Linked DNA regions of Homo sapiens: region 1 is linked to region 2. Evidence: chromatin loops called from intact Hi-C (ENCODE). Cell type or tissue: GM12878. All regions are shown on one strand. Links, peaks and the distances in the headings refer to the core of each region. The heading gives the core; the rest is flanking DNA. Region 1 has its middle 12 kb from the start of MIR7706. Region 2 has its middle 63 kb from the start of MIR7706.

The links. A loop is a pair of places that touch in the nucleus more often than their neighbours do. Peaks named below come from ENCODE experiments on the same cell type or tissue, not always from the same donor. Only the 100,000 strongest peaks of a DNase experiment are listed, where the experiment ranks them.
Region 1: it touches region 2 in a loop (4-fold over the local background); 3 of 110 quality-filtered maps call a loop at or near these places.

What each region holds. Positions count from the first base shown.
Region 1 is chr15:85,364,203-85,372,538 of GRCh38, reverse strand. No RefSeq gene overlaps it. Among named protein-coding and RNA genes, the nearest start is that of MIR7706, 12 kb to the left of the region's middle. In GM12878, for the core only: no CTCF peak of the experiment used is centred there; no DNase peak of the experiment used is centred there.
Region 2 is chr15:85,313,072-85,321,407 of GRCh38, reverse strand. No RefSeq gene overlaps it. Among named protein-coding and RNA genes, the nearest start is that of MIR7706, 63 kb to the left of the region's middle. RefSeq lists an enhancer at 2,804-2,903. In GM12878, for the core only: a CTCF peak has its summit at 3,280 (motif pointing left); a DNase peak (open chromatin) is centred at 2,877; H3K27ac peaks cover 1,424 bases.

The DNA.
Region 1 (8,336 bases), core at 42-8,041, 51 kb before region 2:
TTAAGCTCAGGAGTTCGAGACCAGCCTGACCAACATGGTGAAACCCTGTCTCTACTAAAAATACAAAAATTAGCTGGGTGTGGTGGTGCACACCTGTAATCCCAGCTACTGGGGAGGCTGAGGCAGGAGAATCTCTTGAACCCGGGAGGTGGAGGTTGCAATGAGCCAAGATTGCACCACTGCACTCCAGCCTGGGCAACAGAGCAAGACTCTGTCTCAAAAAACAAAAAAGGAAACACCAGAGGCTCCTCTCTCTGCTAGGTAAGAAAACAAAGAAAGGGTGGCCATCCGCAAGTAAGGAAGCAGGCCCTCACCAAGGAGTGAATCTGCCAGCATCTTGATCTTAGACTTTTCAGCCTCCAGAATGGGAAATAAATGTCTGTTGTTTAACCCACCCGGTCTATGGTATTTTGTACTAGCAGCTTGAGCTAAGACACCCACACTATCATTTGTTTCAAAAGGGACACCTAGTCCAAACCAAGAGGTGATCTCTTAGTTCAGAAAGGAAAATAGGCCGGGCGCAGTGGCTCACGCCTGTAATCCCAGGACTCTGGGAAGCCGAGGCGGGCGGATCACGAGGTCAGGAGATCGAGACCATCCTGGCGAACACGGTGAAACCCCGTCTCTACTAAAAACACAAAAAAATTAGCCGGGCATGGTGGTGTGTGCCTGTAGTCCCAGCTACTCGGGAGGCTGAGGCAGGAGAATGGCGTGAACCTGGTAGGCGGAGTTTGCGGTGAGCCGAGATCGCGCCACTGCACTCCAGCCTGGGCGACAGAGCAAGGCTCCGTCTCAAAAAAGAAAGAAAGAGAGAAAGAGAGAAAGAGAGAAAGAAAGAAAGAAAGACAGAAAGAAAGAAAGAAAGAAAGAAAGAAAGAAAGAAGGAAGGAAGGAAGGAAGGAAGGAAGGAAGGAAGGAAGGAAGGAAGGAAGGAAGGAGAGAGCCGAGCACGTTGATGCACGCCTGTAATCCCAGCACTTTGGGAGACTGATGGGGGTGGATACCTGAGGTCAGCAGTTCACGACCAGCCTAACATGCTGAAACTCCGTCTCTACTAAATACAAAAATATTAGCGGAGTGTGGTGGCGCATGCCTGTAATCTGAGCTACTTCGGAGGCTGAGACAGGAGAATCGCTTGTACCTGGGAGGAGGAGGTTGCAGTTAGCTGAGATCGCGCCCATTGCACTCCAGCGTAGGCAACAAGAGCGAAACTCCGTCTCAAAAAAAAAAAAAAAAAAAAGAAAAAAGAAAAAGAAAAACGAAAGAAAATAGATGCTTCCTAAATCTCATCCGCAGCTTGATCAGATCACTCCTACTAGGTCTCACACTCTATTCCCTCTCACTACAAGCACCTCTTCACCTGAATTGCCTGCTGGACCACAAACTTGGCTCCAAAAGTGAGAAATCCTTCTCTCCCTCATCTGCTCTATTTTCCGCTTTCCTTCTCCCTCAATCCCATCCAGTCATTTCCAGCATGCCGCCTTTTCATTCTGCCGCAATCTCTTTTACAAATTAAGGTAAAGTTTCCCATTCCTACTTCTCTTGGGCTCATTCACCAGCTTTTGTCCCTAGGATTGCAATATTCTTCTAACTGGTTTTCCTGCGTCTAATAACTCCCAACTAGTCCATGGTCCTCTCTGTAACAGAATGATTTTCCTAAAAGTACAGCCCTGACTTTTCACTTTCCTGCTCAAAAGACTTAAATGGCTCCCTTTTGCTTACAGAATAATGCTAAACACTTTAGCAGAGAATTCAAAAGTAATTGACTTCCAGTGTCAACTCACATAAAAACTACATTAAACTTCTTCTCTATCTAAACCTAACTCCCCACTCAAAGCCTTGAACTTCTTGTATGTAAACAGACCTACATTACTGAGGACACTAGAACTGAGTGCCTAAAATCTCTTTAACCTATCTTCCCCGGGAAGTAGTTCATGATCTAACTAAACTCCCGGCTAAACATCATTTATTTCAGTCCCCGCCAGAATTTATAATTTAAGCTTTATAAATTTATAATTTTATAATTTATAATTTAAGCTTTCTGGTTTATATCTCTAGTCCTTATAGTCTGCCTTCAAACTTATTCAAATCTCTCTTATCTTAAAAAATGCCTAAAATCCTTGACCCAAGTACATTCTTAAGACACTGTCCCATCTCTCTTCTTGCCTTTGCCATCATACTTTTTAGCCTACTGATTCCACCTCCTCATCACTTGCCCTCTTTTCTTAAAATCAATCTTATTAAGGTAAAATATACAGTCAACAATATTCCAATTTTAAGTGTACAATTCAATGAGTGTGACAAATGTGTAAGCACTCCAATAACTAAGAAATAGAACATTTCTGAGGTCTCCGCAAGTTTTTATATGGCCCTGCCCACAATTCCCACCCCTACCTCCGTGACCCTAGGCTATGCTAATTTTCTTTTTCTTTCTTTCCTTCTTTCTTTCTCTCTCTCTCTATGTAGAGATATCTATCTATCTATCATCTATCTATCTATTTCTGTCTTTTTGTGTGTGGGGGTGGGGGGACGGAGTCTCGCTCTGTTGCCCAGGCTGGAGTGCAGTGGCACAATCTCGGTTCACTGCAGCCTCCGCCTCCTAGGTTCAAATGATTCTCCTGTCTCAGCCTCCAAGTAGCTGGGATTACAGACATGCACCACTATACTCAGTTAATTTTTTATTTTTAGGAGAGACGAGGTTTCGCCATGTTGGCCAGGCCGGTCTCCAACTCCTGACCTCAGGTGATCCGCCAGCCTCGGCCCCCCAAAGTGCTGGGATTACAGGCATGACCCACCATGCCCGGCATTATTTCTGTCTTTTTTGGGACAGGGTCTCATTCTGTTGCCCAGACTGGGTGCAGTGGCATGATCATAGCTCACTGCAGCCTTGACCTCCCACGCTCAAGTGATCTCTACCTCAGCCTCTTGAGTAGCTGGGATGACAGGCATGCGCCACCATGGCCAGCTAGTTTTTTTTTTTTTTTTTAATTTTTTATAGAGACAGGGTCTACCTATGTTGCCCAGGCTGGCCTTGAACTCCTGGGCTCAAGTGATCCTCCCGCCTCGGCCTCCAAAGTGCTGTAATTACAGGCATGAGCCATCATGCCCGGTCTGATTTGCTTTCTATCATTATAGATAAAATTTGTCTCAGAGTTTGTTTAAATGGAATTGTAGAGTATGTGCCTTTGGAAAGTATATTATTTATAGCTGTATAAGACATTACCCTCCTAATTTAGTTTAAAACTGCAAACATTTATTATCTTGCAAAGTTTCTGAGAGTTAGGACTCTGTAAGCTACTTACATTGGTGGTTCTGGCTCAAGGTATCTCCATGAAATTGCAGTGAAGCTGTCAGTAAATCTGCATTCTCTGGACTGAAACTGGAGGATTCACTTCCAAGCTTACTCACCTGGCTGTTGTCAGGAAGTTTCCATTTCTTGCTATTTGGGCCTTTCCTTAGGACTGCTCACAACGTGGCTGCTCACAGACTGAGTGATGAGAGAGAGAGAGAGAGAGACCGAGAGAGAGAGCAGAAGCAACACTATATTTATGACATAGTCTTTAAGTTGTATACCAACCCTTCTGCCTTATTCTTTTCATTAGAAGCAAGTCACTAAGCTCAGCCCACATTTAAGAGGGGATTACACAAAGGACTGAATTCTAAGAGGTGGGGCGCATCGGGGTCTATCGCGGAGGCTAACTATAACAATCTAGTCTCTGGCCCTTCATTGATTCATGTTCTTCCCACATGCAAAAAGTACTCGCCACCTCCCAAGACCCTCAAAAATCTCAGCCCATTATAATATCAGCCCGAAGTCCAGAATCTCATAACCAAAATGAGGTCCAGCTGTAGATATAGCCCTTACATAAAGTTCTTCTTAATCATTAAGCTTTTGAAGTCTGCGAAATAGGCAAGTATTGTGCCCCCTACACACACACACACACACACACACACACACACACATACATACACATACACTCAATGTACAATGGGGAAACAGGCAAAAGATAATCACTATAGACATTCCTGTTCAAAAAGGGAGGAAATGGGGAATATAAAGGCATCATTGCTGTGGACCAGCCATGGTGGTCCATAGCAATTCTGAATCTATCCTGAGAACTGTTGTGAGTTCCTTGATTAGGAGTCAGTCCTAGTTCTTCCCAGGAGTGATTCTCATAGCTCTTGGTTCCCTCTTCTGAGTTATCTTTCCTTTTTAATGACAGGTAGTGTGTGTTTGCAATAGAGTAGTTTTCTCAGCCAGCTTCTTTCTTGTTGAATTTGAGAATCCAAAGCCCTCTTTTCATTTTGTACTGTCTCTGCCTCTTTCAATCTAAGATTATGATGTTTCTGCTCATGTAATTATTTTAAATATGTAGTGGATTTCTTATGAATCTTAATGGGGGTCCATGTTGTTAAATTAAAGTCATACTTGCAAGTCTCTTTGATATAAGCACTCATCTACTTTGGGTTTCTGCTGATAGGCAACAATTTTTTTTTTCTTTTGGGACTGGGTCTCACTCTGTCACTCAGGCTGGAGTGCAGTGGCACAATCACGGTTCACTGCAGGTTCAACCTCCTGAGTTCAAGCCATCCCCTTACCTCAGCTTCCTGAGTTGCTAGGACTACAAATAGGCACTACTACACCCAGCTAATTTTTAAAATTTTTGTAGACAAGTTCTTGCTATGTTGCCCAGGCTGGTCTCAAACTCCTGGGCTCAAGTGATCCTCCCGCCTTGGCCTCCCAAACTGCTGGGATTAAAGGTGTGAGCCAGCACGGCCCAGCGGAGACAACACTCTTAAGCTTTTTAGAAGCCCTATTCTTTGATCAAGAGGATCTGTTCACCACACCCTTACAATCTTAAGAGGCTTTTTGTTGGACTAAAGGGTACTGTAAGGCTCCACTTTTAAGCTTTCTGAAGTTTTAACCGTGGATTTATAGATACACCCTTGGCTTTGTCTTTGGACCATGTTTCCCTAGCAGTATCCTGGATTTGATCTTTCCTCAGAAGCCACTAAATTTTTTTTTTTCTTTTCGAAACATGTTTTGTTGCTCAGGCTGGAGTGCAGTGGCACAATCTTGGCTCACTGCAACCTCCACCTCCCAGGTTCAGGTAATCCTCCCACCTCAGCCTCCCAAGTAGCTGGGAGTACAGGTGCATGCCACCACACCTGGCTTTTTTTTTTTGGTAGAAACAGGATTTCACCATGTTGACCAGGCTGGTCTCGAACTCCTGAGTTCAAGCAATCTGCCCATTTCAGCCTCCCAAAGTGCTGGGATTAGAGGCGTGAGCCACAGTGCCTACCCCAAAAATTTTAATGTCATTTGCCGTCTAGAGAGTCTAGGAATCCTTTTCTTTTTTTTGAAACTCAGTCTCACTCTATCGCCCAGGCTGAAGTGCAGTGGTGAAATCTCGGCTCACTGCAACCTCCACCTCCTGGGTTCAAATGATTCACGTGCCTCAGCCTCCCGATTAGCTGGGATTGCAGATACCCACCACCACGCCCGGCTAACTTTTGTATTTTTAGTAGATACAGGGTTTCACCATGTTGGCCAGGCTGGTCTTGAACTCCTGACCTCAAGTGATCCACCCGCCTCAGCCTCCCAAAGTGTTGGGATTACAGGCGTGAGCCACCGTGCCCGGCTGAGTCTAGGGATCTTCAAAGCCATCTCCTTTTTGTTTAACAATCTTTCCATTAGTTAATTCCTTTCTCTTGTCCTTTTCCATAAGAAGCAAAAAGAGACCAGGTGGCATCTGGAGTGATGAACATATGATCGAAGTCGAGCTAATAAAAGACAACCCTGAGACTTTTGATAAAAGTATTGGAAAACACAAACTCTCATTCCACTGGGAGTAGAGAGCTGGTAGAATGGCGGCCTGAAGTTCCAATGGTCATCTTGTCACTATGAGGGAAGAGCTTTCCGAGAAAGAAACCAAGACAGAGGGAAGCAGAGCTAAGACAGGGTGATGGGGAAAGACTAGAAATCTCCTTAACTTGATCTCTCAGTTCCTTAGGGACATTTTCTACCACCCACATTACGGTAGGCAACAACAATGCTAAAATTTCTGCTACTGCATTAAAAATCCCCTTTTATCTAATTTCCCATAAGATTGTCATCATTTTTCCCTTAACGGAAAAGTGGTTGTCCTCACTGACAGCCTCCTTGAAGTCCACAGTTCTACTAATAGTGTGTTCAAGACGCTTTACGCTTTCACTATCACTCTCTTCAAAATCCTCACAGCTTTTCCAGCTTCTACTTACTTACTGGTTCCAAAGCAATTCCAACATTTAGATTTTTTCTGCATCAGCACCCACCCTTGGTACAAAAATCTGCATTACTTATGTACTGCTGTGTAATACATTTCCAGCAAATTTACCAGCTTAGACTCAAACAAACATTTGTTATTTCACACTGTTGCTGAGAACCAGATATCAGGAATGGCTTAGTGGTGTGGTTCTGGCTCAGGGTCTCTCATGAGGAAGCAGTGAAACTGTCAGTAAAGTTCTAGTCCCCACCAGAACTGGAATTGGAAGATCTACTTCCAAGCTTATTCCCTTAACTAAAGGAACCTTCGGTTTCTCACCTCATGAGCCATTTCACAGCGCTGATTATAACATGGTTTCTGCCAGAGTGAGTGATCTGAGAGAAAGAAGCCAGAGAAACAGAGAAATAAGAGTAGAAGCCACACTGTATTTATGATCTAGTTTCCAGGTCACATACCATCACTTCTGCCTTACTCTATTCATTAGAAGGAAGTCACGGCCGGGCGCAGTGGCTCACACCTGTAATCCTAGCACTTTGGGAGGCCGAGGCGGGCGGATCACGAGGTCAGGAGATCGAGACCATCCTGGCTAACATGGTGAAACCCCGTCTCGACAAAAATACAAAAAATTAGCTGGGCATGGTGGTGGGCACCTGTAGTCCCAGCTGGTCAGGAGGCTGAGGCAGGAGAATGGCATGAACCCGGGAGGCAGAGCTTGCAGTGAGCCGAGATCGCACCACTGCACTCCAGCCTGGGTGACAGAGTGAGACTCTGTCTCAAAAAAAAAAAAGAAGGAAGTCACTAAGTCCAGTCCACACTCAAGGGGAGAGGATGAAATAAAGACATGAATACCAGGAAGCGGATCTCACCAGGACCATCGTGGAGTCTGGCCACCACAGCAAATTACTAAGCCTCTCCTGTGTGTCTGTTAGTGTCCTTACCTGTAAAATAGAAATAATAAAAGTATTTAACTGACATGGCTGCTGTGAGGTGGAATGAGAGAATACATATAAAGCTCTTTAGAACAATATCTGGCACAAAGCAAAAAATATAATAAATATTGCCCCTTATTATTGTTTTAACCATGTGAATGACTCTCAGATATTTATCTCAGTGCTCAGGGCACTCGATATAGTGTTCAAAGCACTAATTCTACTTTTTTGACTGCCTCGATGACTTCCAGTAACTTAAATATGTATGTCCCAAACCAACATCTTTGTATTCATTAAGACTCTTTTAGTCCATTGGCTCAAGAAAAAAACCAAAAGGGAAATTTAAGTCCAGAGAAAGATTTCAAGCAAGTCTGGTTCCAGATGACCCAATGATGCCGTTAGGAATCTGTCTCTCCCCAACACCTTCTTCATCTTTCCCCATTGCCTTCTCCTGGTTGTGCTCTCCTCTATCTTGGTTTCTTTCTCAGAAACCTTCTCTCTCATAGTGACAAGATGATCATCAGAAGCTTCGATTCCCCATTTTATCAACTCCCTACCCCAAAATGAAATGAGAGTTTCTGTATCTTTTATCAAAAGTCTACTACTGGCTGGGCATGGTGGCTCATTCCTGTAATCTCAGCACTTTGGGAGGCCGAGGCGAGTAGATCACTTGAGGCTGGGAGTTTGAGACCAGCCTGGCCAACATGGCACAACCCCGTCTCTACAAAAAGTACAAAAATTAGCTGGGTGCGGTGGTGTTTGCCTGTAATCCCAGCTACTTAGGAGGCTGAGGCAGGAGAATTGCTTGAACCCAGGAGGCAGAGGTTGCGGTGAGCTGAGATGGCGCCACTGTACTCCAGCCTGGGCAACAGAGCGAGACGCCATCTCTAAACAAAACAAAGTCTATTACCAATATTACTGTAGGCAGCAATTGTACTAAACTTTCTACTACTGCATCAAAAGTCTCAGGGCTGTCTTTCATTGGCCCAGCTTTGATCATATATCCATCCGTACGTCACTATAGCACTGTAGGGAGGTCATTGAAGAAGTGTTGGTTCCTTGGCCGGGTGCAGTGGCTCATGCCTGTAATCCCAGCACTTTGGGAGGCTGAGGCAAGCGAACTGCTTGAGGTCAGGAGTTT
Region 2 (8,336 bases), core at 115-8,114:
ACTTATAATGTATTAATATTTCTCAGCCTAGGTGATGGGTACATTGTTGTGTAATTCGTACTATTTTGAAAGTGTAGGTTGGGCCTGGTGGCTCACGCCTGTAATCCCAACACTTTGGGAGGCCGGAGCCGGCAGATCGCTTGAGTTCAGGTGTTTGAGACCAGCCTGAGCAACATGGAAAAATCCCATTTCTACAAAAAATGCAAAAATTAGCTGGGTGTGGTGGCATGTGCCTGTAGTCCCAGCTACTTGGGAGGCTGAGGTGGGAGGGTCGCTTGAGCACAGAAAGTTGAGGCTGCAAGTGAGCCAAGATTGCATCACTGCACTGCAGCCTGGGCAACTGAGACCCTGTCTCAAATGAAAGTGTACATATACATTTAATACATTTTTGTCTATTATCTATATTGTAATACAGTTTTTAAAAATTATTTTTAATTTTTATGGATACATAATAGCTGTATGTATTTACGGGGATACATGTGATATTTTGATACAAGCATATAATGTGTAATGATCAAATCAGGGTAACTGGGATATCCATCACTTCAAACATTTATCATTTCTTTGTGTTAGGAACATTCCAATTCTACTCTTTCATTGATTTTGAAATATGAAATAATTATTGTTAGCTATTGTTTCCCTATTGTGATGTCAAACACTAGATCTCATTTTTTTTACCTAACTGTATTTTTTACCCATTGACCAACTCATCTTTGTCCCTGACCCCACTACCCTTCCCAGCCTCTGGTAACCATCCTTCTACTCTCTATCTCCAAGAGTTCAATTTTTTTTCTGCTCCCCCATATGAGTGATAACATGTGATATTTGTCTTTTTGTGCCTAGCTTATCTCACCTAACATAATGTCCTCCAGTTCCATCCGTATTGTTGCAGATGACAGTATCTCATTCTTTTTTCATGGCCAAATAATATTCCATTGTGTATATGTATCACATTTTTTGATCCATTCATTTGTTGGTGAACATTTAGGTTGATTCTCTACCTTGGCTGTGAATAGTGCTGCGATAAACGTAAGTGCAGATAAGAGCGCATAAGAGTGTAGATATCTCTTCGATATATTGCTTTCCTTTCTTTGGGTGTATACCCAACAGTGGGATTGCTGGATCGTATGGTAATTATATTTTTAGATTTTTTGTGAAACCTTCATACTGTTCTCCACCTTGTCTGTACTAATTTGCATTCTCACCACCAGTGAATGAGGGTTTCCCTTTCTCCACATCCTTGCCAACATTCATTACTGCCTGTCTTTTGGATAAGAGCTATTTTAACTGGGGTGAGGTGATATCTCATTGTAGTTTTGATATGCATTTCTCTTATGAGTAATGAGATTGAGGATTTTTTCATATAACTGTTGGTCATTTATATGTCTTTTTTTTTTTTTTTTTTGAGACAGGGTCTTGCTCCATTGCCCAGGTTGGAGAGCAGTGGTGTGATCTCAACTCATTGCAACCTTCACCTCCCAGGTTCAGGCAATTCTCCTGCCTCAGCCTCCTGAGTGGCTGGGATTACAGGCACATGCCACCACGCCCAGGTAATTTTTGTATTTTTAGTAGAGATGGGGATTTTGCCATATTGGCCAGGCTGGTCTCGAACCCCTGACCTCAAGCGATCTGCCCGCCCTGACGTCCTAAAGTGCTGGGATTACAGGCGTGAACCATGGTGCCCAGCCTCGTTTGTATGTCTTCTTTCGAGAGATGTCTATTCCGATCTTTTGCCCATTTTTAAATTGGATTTTTCTTTTTTTGCTATAGAGTTGTTTGAGCTCCTTATATATTGTGGTTATTAATCCTTTGTCAGATGGGTAGTTTGCAGATATTTTCTCCCCTCTGTGAGTTGTCTCTTCACTTTGTTGATTGTTTCTTTTGCTGTGCAGAAACTTTTTAGCTTGAGATGTTCCCAGTTGTCCACTTTTGCTTTGGTTGCCTGTGCTTTTAAGGTCTTACTCAGGAAACATTTGCCCAGAGCAATGTCCTGGAACATTTCCCCAGTGTTTTCTTTTAGTAGTTTTATGGCTTCAGGTCTTAGATGTAAGTCTTTAATCCATTTTCATTTGATTTTTTTTTTTTTTTGAGACTGAGTTTCGCTCTTGTTGCCTAGGCTGGAGTGCAATGGCATGATCTCGGCTCACCGCAACCTCTGCCTCCTGGGTTCAAGCGATTCTCCTGCCTCAGCCTCCTGCATAGCTGGGATTACAGGCATGTGCCACCACGCCCAGCTAGTTTTGCATTTTTAGTAGAGACAGGGTTTCTCCATGTTGGTCAAGCTAGTCTCGAACTCCCGACCTCAGGTGATCCGCCCGCCTCGGCCTCCCAAAGTGCTGGGATTACAGGCATGAGCCACTGCAATTGGCTGATTTGATTTTTATATATGGTGAGAGATAGGGGCCTAGTTTCATTCTTCTGCATATGGATATCTAGTCATAATAGAGTTTTGAAATACAAATGGACCCAAAGTTATGCAGCAGATGGGGGATTCCTAGAGTGGATGCTTGGGTTATGTTGAGCTCCAAACCCCAAGGCTTAAGGTAGAATGATTTTGGTTCTGATAGACGGAGGAAACTCCCAATTCCTTAGTATTAAATTCTCCTAGGAAGCTATTTTCTGACTTGCAGTGCCCTGTTCTGCAAGGATCGAGTCACAGGAAACATCAAGAAAGATGTGGTTAGTTCTTTACCAACTGCTGGACTGCTGGAATGTCCTCTGCCTTGATTCAGATGTTACTGGGGTGGGAGGGAAGCCCCTAATTATAGTCAGTTACTGACTCATATCCATACTTTGCTCATGGTTATTTCCTCTGAGAAGAAAATATGTGGTATTTTTGCCTAATGGGTGCGTATGTGTGTGTTGTTTATTATCTCTCCACAACGTCTTTACATGACCTTTAGCTGTAGGGTTGGGCCTTCCTAGGAGCTCTTAAGTCAGCTCCAGCTGTGCACACTGCTGCTGGATTGCTTTCACAGGCACACCCAGAATGTGGGTGTGGCATTGAAATACACAGCTCTCTGGGGTGTCATTTCACACTACCTGCTGTGGTCAGTAGCAACTGAACAGGATCTGGAAGCACACCTGCTCCTAGGAACTAGTCAGGACTCCCTAGGTTACAAGGAGCAGAAACCCAATGCACAGATTTAAAGGCAAAAAAGACTTACTGGCATATGTAACTGCATAGCATTGGAGGAGATTCAGGTACAGCTGGATCCAGGCCCCCACAGGATCATTGGAAGCTATTTCTATCTGCTTTCTTCTGTATTGGCCTCTTTTCAGGTGCACTCTCCCCCATCTGGTGGCCTGGGGCATATACAGTCTTCTGTTAATATTTTACTTGCTTATTAACTCCAGTATTTTTTATATACTGAGTTCTTTTTGAATGCTCTCTCTCTCAATAATTCCAGCAAAGGTTTGGAGACTTTTAATGGTCCAGCTAGGGCTATGTAACCATCTCTGAAGCAATCACATTGGCTAGGGCGGTAGAGTGGTCTCACCAAGAGGACACACATGCCCACCCCATTTCTGAGGCAGGGGCTTAGATCCACATGACACGGATTGAGAAAAGAAAGGTAGCTTTTGTTATAACAACTATTTGTACATACAAACTTCTCTGGAGTTAATTTTAGATAACTAATTTTTGAATACAGCGAAGTTTGAAATGATAGATTATAAACCTAATTTGTGAACATCGTCTTCCTACCTAACCGTATTTTATGAATTTCCACACTTAATGAAAATATGCTTTAAAAACATAGAAGTTTTCAATTCAAATGAGTAAGAAAGTTTCTGTACCGGGCATGGTGGCTCATGCCTGTAATCCCAGTACTTTGGGAGGCTGAGGTGGGCAGATCACTTGAGGTCAGGAGTTTGCGACCAGCCTGGACAACATGGTGAAACCTCATCTCTACTAAAAATACAAAAATTAGCTGGGCGTGGTCGTGGGAGCCTGTAATCCCAGCTACCTGGGAGACTGAGGCAGAAGAATCACTTGAACGTGGGAGGCAGAGGTTGCACTTAGCCAACATCCTGCCACTGCATTCCAGCCCGGTCGACTGAGCGAGACTCCGTCTCAAATATATATATATATATATATATATATATATATATATGTTTTTTTTTTAATAAAGCAATTGGGCAGCAACAGAGCGCTTATGTCTTTATATCGAATGGAAGAAAAACCCAATAGAAGAAATCTACTGCTTCTGACAGATCTTAGGGCATAATTTATTCAGACTTGGGGCCTTGAGTTCAATTTGATTCATTGAAAGCTCAGGAAACATTTTGGTTTGGTTTAAAGACTTGCCCATTTAGTTTTCCTACTGAAGGGATTTCTAACACAGTACCTGGAAAAAGAAAGTGTTTCTAGATTGAAGGAGTTTGCTGCAAATCTTCTCTCTTATTAAAGAAATACTCGTATTTCTGACTTCATATTTTCCCTTCTCTGAGGGGGCTTGTATTCTCTTTCATTGCACAGGGGTAAGATGCATTTTGGAGATGCGTTGCTTGATTTTAACTTCTGGCTCTGTTTCTCTGACTGTGACTTCATCAGAAAGCTAGTCACTCAGTGCCTTTCTATGCTTCCATTTCCTCATCTGTGAAAACCTACATAGGATAACCTACAGAAACTACTTAGGATGGTGCCTGGCACGTAGTAAGCCCTTTATTGGTGTTTGCTACCACTATTGTTATTTCATGAGCTCTCAAAGCACACAACCACAAGCCTGTTTTACTTCTGGTTGAGATGAAGCTTGGAGGGCAGAGGGCAGACGCCTGAAGCTAAGCAGCTTATTAAAAGTAGAATAGAAATAGATGAGAGGAAACCAAAGTGCTTTTCTCTTTAGATAGTTATCAAAGCACGCTTCGCTGCAGACTATGGGCTTGGGTATGGCCAGAGATCAAAGGCCCTCTTATGTGCAGTGACATTTCTGAGCACAGGGCTGAGTTATAAAACCCTTGAATGGAAGGTTTTGGAACTTGGAACACGGCTTGGGCTAGAAGGGCAGGGTTTTTATAGAGGCGATTCATGGAAGCGCTTATGCTGGTGAAGAACCCAGACTGTTATGACTCACTTGTCTCTTTATTGCTTTGGACCAAGAACTGTTGTTTCCTTTTAAGTGCCCCTGTAGGAGATGAGCTACAGACTAGGGCCAAGATAACTCTTGCAGGAAGACAGAGTGGCTTCAGTGAGTGTGAACGGGAATACCGCCTTGTTGGGCTCTGGGTCAAGTGTCCTGGACGAGCAGAATAAGGATTTTATTTTACCAGGGTAGAATTGCTTTTGGAAACTGGCAGCATCCTTAAAATCTTAAACTTCAGATAAGCTTTCCTTTTGTCTGTCTGCCATTTTCATTCTCTGAAAGCCCAAACTAAATTTGATGGTGTGACAAGTAGAGGACAGAAGAACAACTTTGGAAAGTAGAAATTAATGTGTCTGGGCTGCTACATATAGAACTAGGGATAGCAGAAGGGGTCATTTGAAGTCCAGGTTGCCTGAGGTCCTGCTAGATCTCCTGGGAAAAACTGAAGGGGACTTTTGGACTGATGGTGAGGCCTCGTGCGGTAGGCAGACTCCTAAGATATATTGCAGTGCTCTCTAACTCCTGGTCCTTACCTCTTTAGGTAAGCTCCTCCCCTTGTGTTCAGGCCAGACCTATTGACCTGCTTCTCATGAATGGAATATGACAAAAGCAATGGGATGTCACTTTCATGATGAGGTTGCAAGAGGTTGTGATTTCTACTTTGCTAGGAATCTCTCTTGCTGCTGCTTTCTCCTCTCTATTGACTTCTTGGCTTGTGTGCTTTGATGCTGAAACCAGCTGCCATGTTGGAGGAACCTGCAAGGCAAGAAATCCAGGGCAGCTTCTAGTCAGCATCCAGCAGAGAACTGGGTCCTCAGCCCAACGGCCCAAAAGGAAGTGAAACCTGCCAACAGCCACCGGATGAGTTTGGAAGTATATCTTGTCCCAGTTGAACCTTGTGTTGACTGTAGCCCAACTGGAGTAATTTTCAATGCAGCAATAGATAAAGAATATACCAGGTCAGTAAAATGTACTGTCTTGAACAAGGAGGGAAACAAAGATTACCCTCAAACTCTGGGGCTTTGGATACTCTTTATGAGTTTGGAACTTATTGTGAAGTAGCAGATCATCCAGAATTCAAGGAGACAGTGGTTCTTGGTCCCTGGGAGATCCTAGGTAATGTTATGGTCTCCAATACAGTGCTTGGCAGTTATTCCAAGACATTTGAGAAAGGATGCTAAAGCCAAGAGTGCCAGGATTGCTTTGGAACTCCTAATTGAAGCTGAAGTCACTGGTTGGGAGAAAATCTCCTCCTTGGTGAACAGGAGCAGGAAGTATTAAGTGTGGGGAAAGACAGAGGCAAATCCAAGTCTTTATTTATTTATAATTCTGGTTTCAGAATGGAGCTACCACATGGTCAGGAGGAAGAGACTCACAAAGAAAGATGAAGGTTGCAGAGAGGTGCTATGGAAATAGCACATGCTAAAGGAGTCTTCTAAGCAGCCCAGAGGCGATGACATACCAGTGCCAGCAGAGGAGGAGAACCACGCTTCAGTATAACAAAAACTTCAATGAATCATGCTCAATGTGGAAAAGTCGAATAGACATGGCTGAGGATAAAAGAAAAGAACGTACACATAATCTCACTACCCAGAGAGAAGCAATGTTGACATATTTCTCTTCCTCAATGCATATTTATATATTGTTGATATTTTTACTGTCTGTGCAATTTTGCTTTAATTAAACATTTAGATTATGAAATAATTCAAACATACCAAAACAATATGTCACCAAGTGTGGCAGTTTGGATTAAGATGGGTGGCAATAGAATGAGTTCCTCTTCATTCCAGGCAATAACATGGGCTTAGACAAGAAAGACATTTATTTTTCTGTCACCTAAACTGTGTCTGTAGATGGTCAATCCAGGGCTGGTTTGGCAGTTCTATATCATCAGCACTGGGGATGCAACCTCCACCTCTCTGGTGTGCCATTCTTGGGATGCCTTTGCATTTGCAAGATGGTTGTTGGAACTCCAGAAATCTCACCCACATCCTACCCCATAGGAATTCCTCTTTCTCTCTAAAGAAACTCCCAAGAATGTTTATACCACACTTTCATTCATATCTTGTTGGCTAAAATGTAGTAACGTGGCCACATCTAATTGCGTGATAGGTGGGAAATGAAGTTTTAATTCAAGATGATGTGGCCAGCTAAAAAATTCTTTGCCAGGCCGTGGAACCAACAACCAGATTTAACATATGATGTCACTTCACTAATTTGGATCTCTTTTTTTTTTTTTTTTTAATTTATTTTTTTATTGATATAATTTGGATCTCTTTAAAAATTTTTTAAATTAAGAAATGAAGAGTTAGGCCAGGTGCAGTGGCTCATGCCTGTAATCCCAGAACTTTGGGAGGCTGAGGAAGGTAGATCGCTTGAGCCCAGGAGTTTGATACCAGCCTGGGCAACATGACAAAACCCTGTCTCTACTAAAAACACAAAAAATTAGCCAGGTGTGGTGGCATGTGTCTGTAATCCCAGCTGCTTGGGAGGCTGAGATGGAAGGATCTCCTGAGCCCAGAGAGTTTGAGGTTGCAGTGAGCTGTGATAGCCCCACAGTACTCTAGCCTGGGTGACAGAGTGAAACCCTATCTCAAAATAAAAAAAAAAAGAAATAAGAGTTAAAGATATAGATAGACTCTACTTTCACCAAGGATATAGAAAGCTAAAAAAGTATTACTCCCACATAACAAGAAAAAGCCAGATAAACTGCAACATTATAACTTTTCTTAAACCCATCTGAGAATTCAGTTTGGAGGGTGACTAAGCAGCCTGAAATCCAAGCAAAGACCGGCCCCTCTGAGAAGAGAGAAGATCCACACATTAGCTCCCCTTTGGGCAGAGCATGGGTGGTAGAAACATTGGGTACCATATTAGTAGGTAAGAAGTCAACTAAAATTTGTAATGATTTGGTAAAAGCTGAGTATGGGCTACAGTGACAGTATAGAAACCTTGGGATCCCAGACACCAGGGAAGTTCACACTTAGTAGTAGTTTCTTCTCCATGGACTTCTGTTGATTGCTCACAAGAAAGATTGAGTCACGGAGGGAGAACAGAAAGTTCTCTAGTTGGTTAAGAACTGAAGGATGGAGGAAATTGGTCCCTGCCACAGGAGACTCCTCCCCTATGGAACCAAAGCCATGAGCTATTGAAGGAGAAGCGGCCAACTGAGAGGTAGCACCACATTGAGGGAGCACCACAGGGAGCTGGGGGAAAGGTCAAAGACAACATTCTTTCTATGCCAGGGAAAGG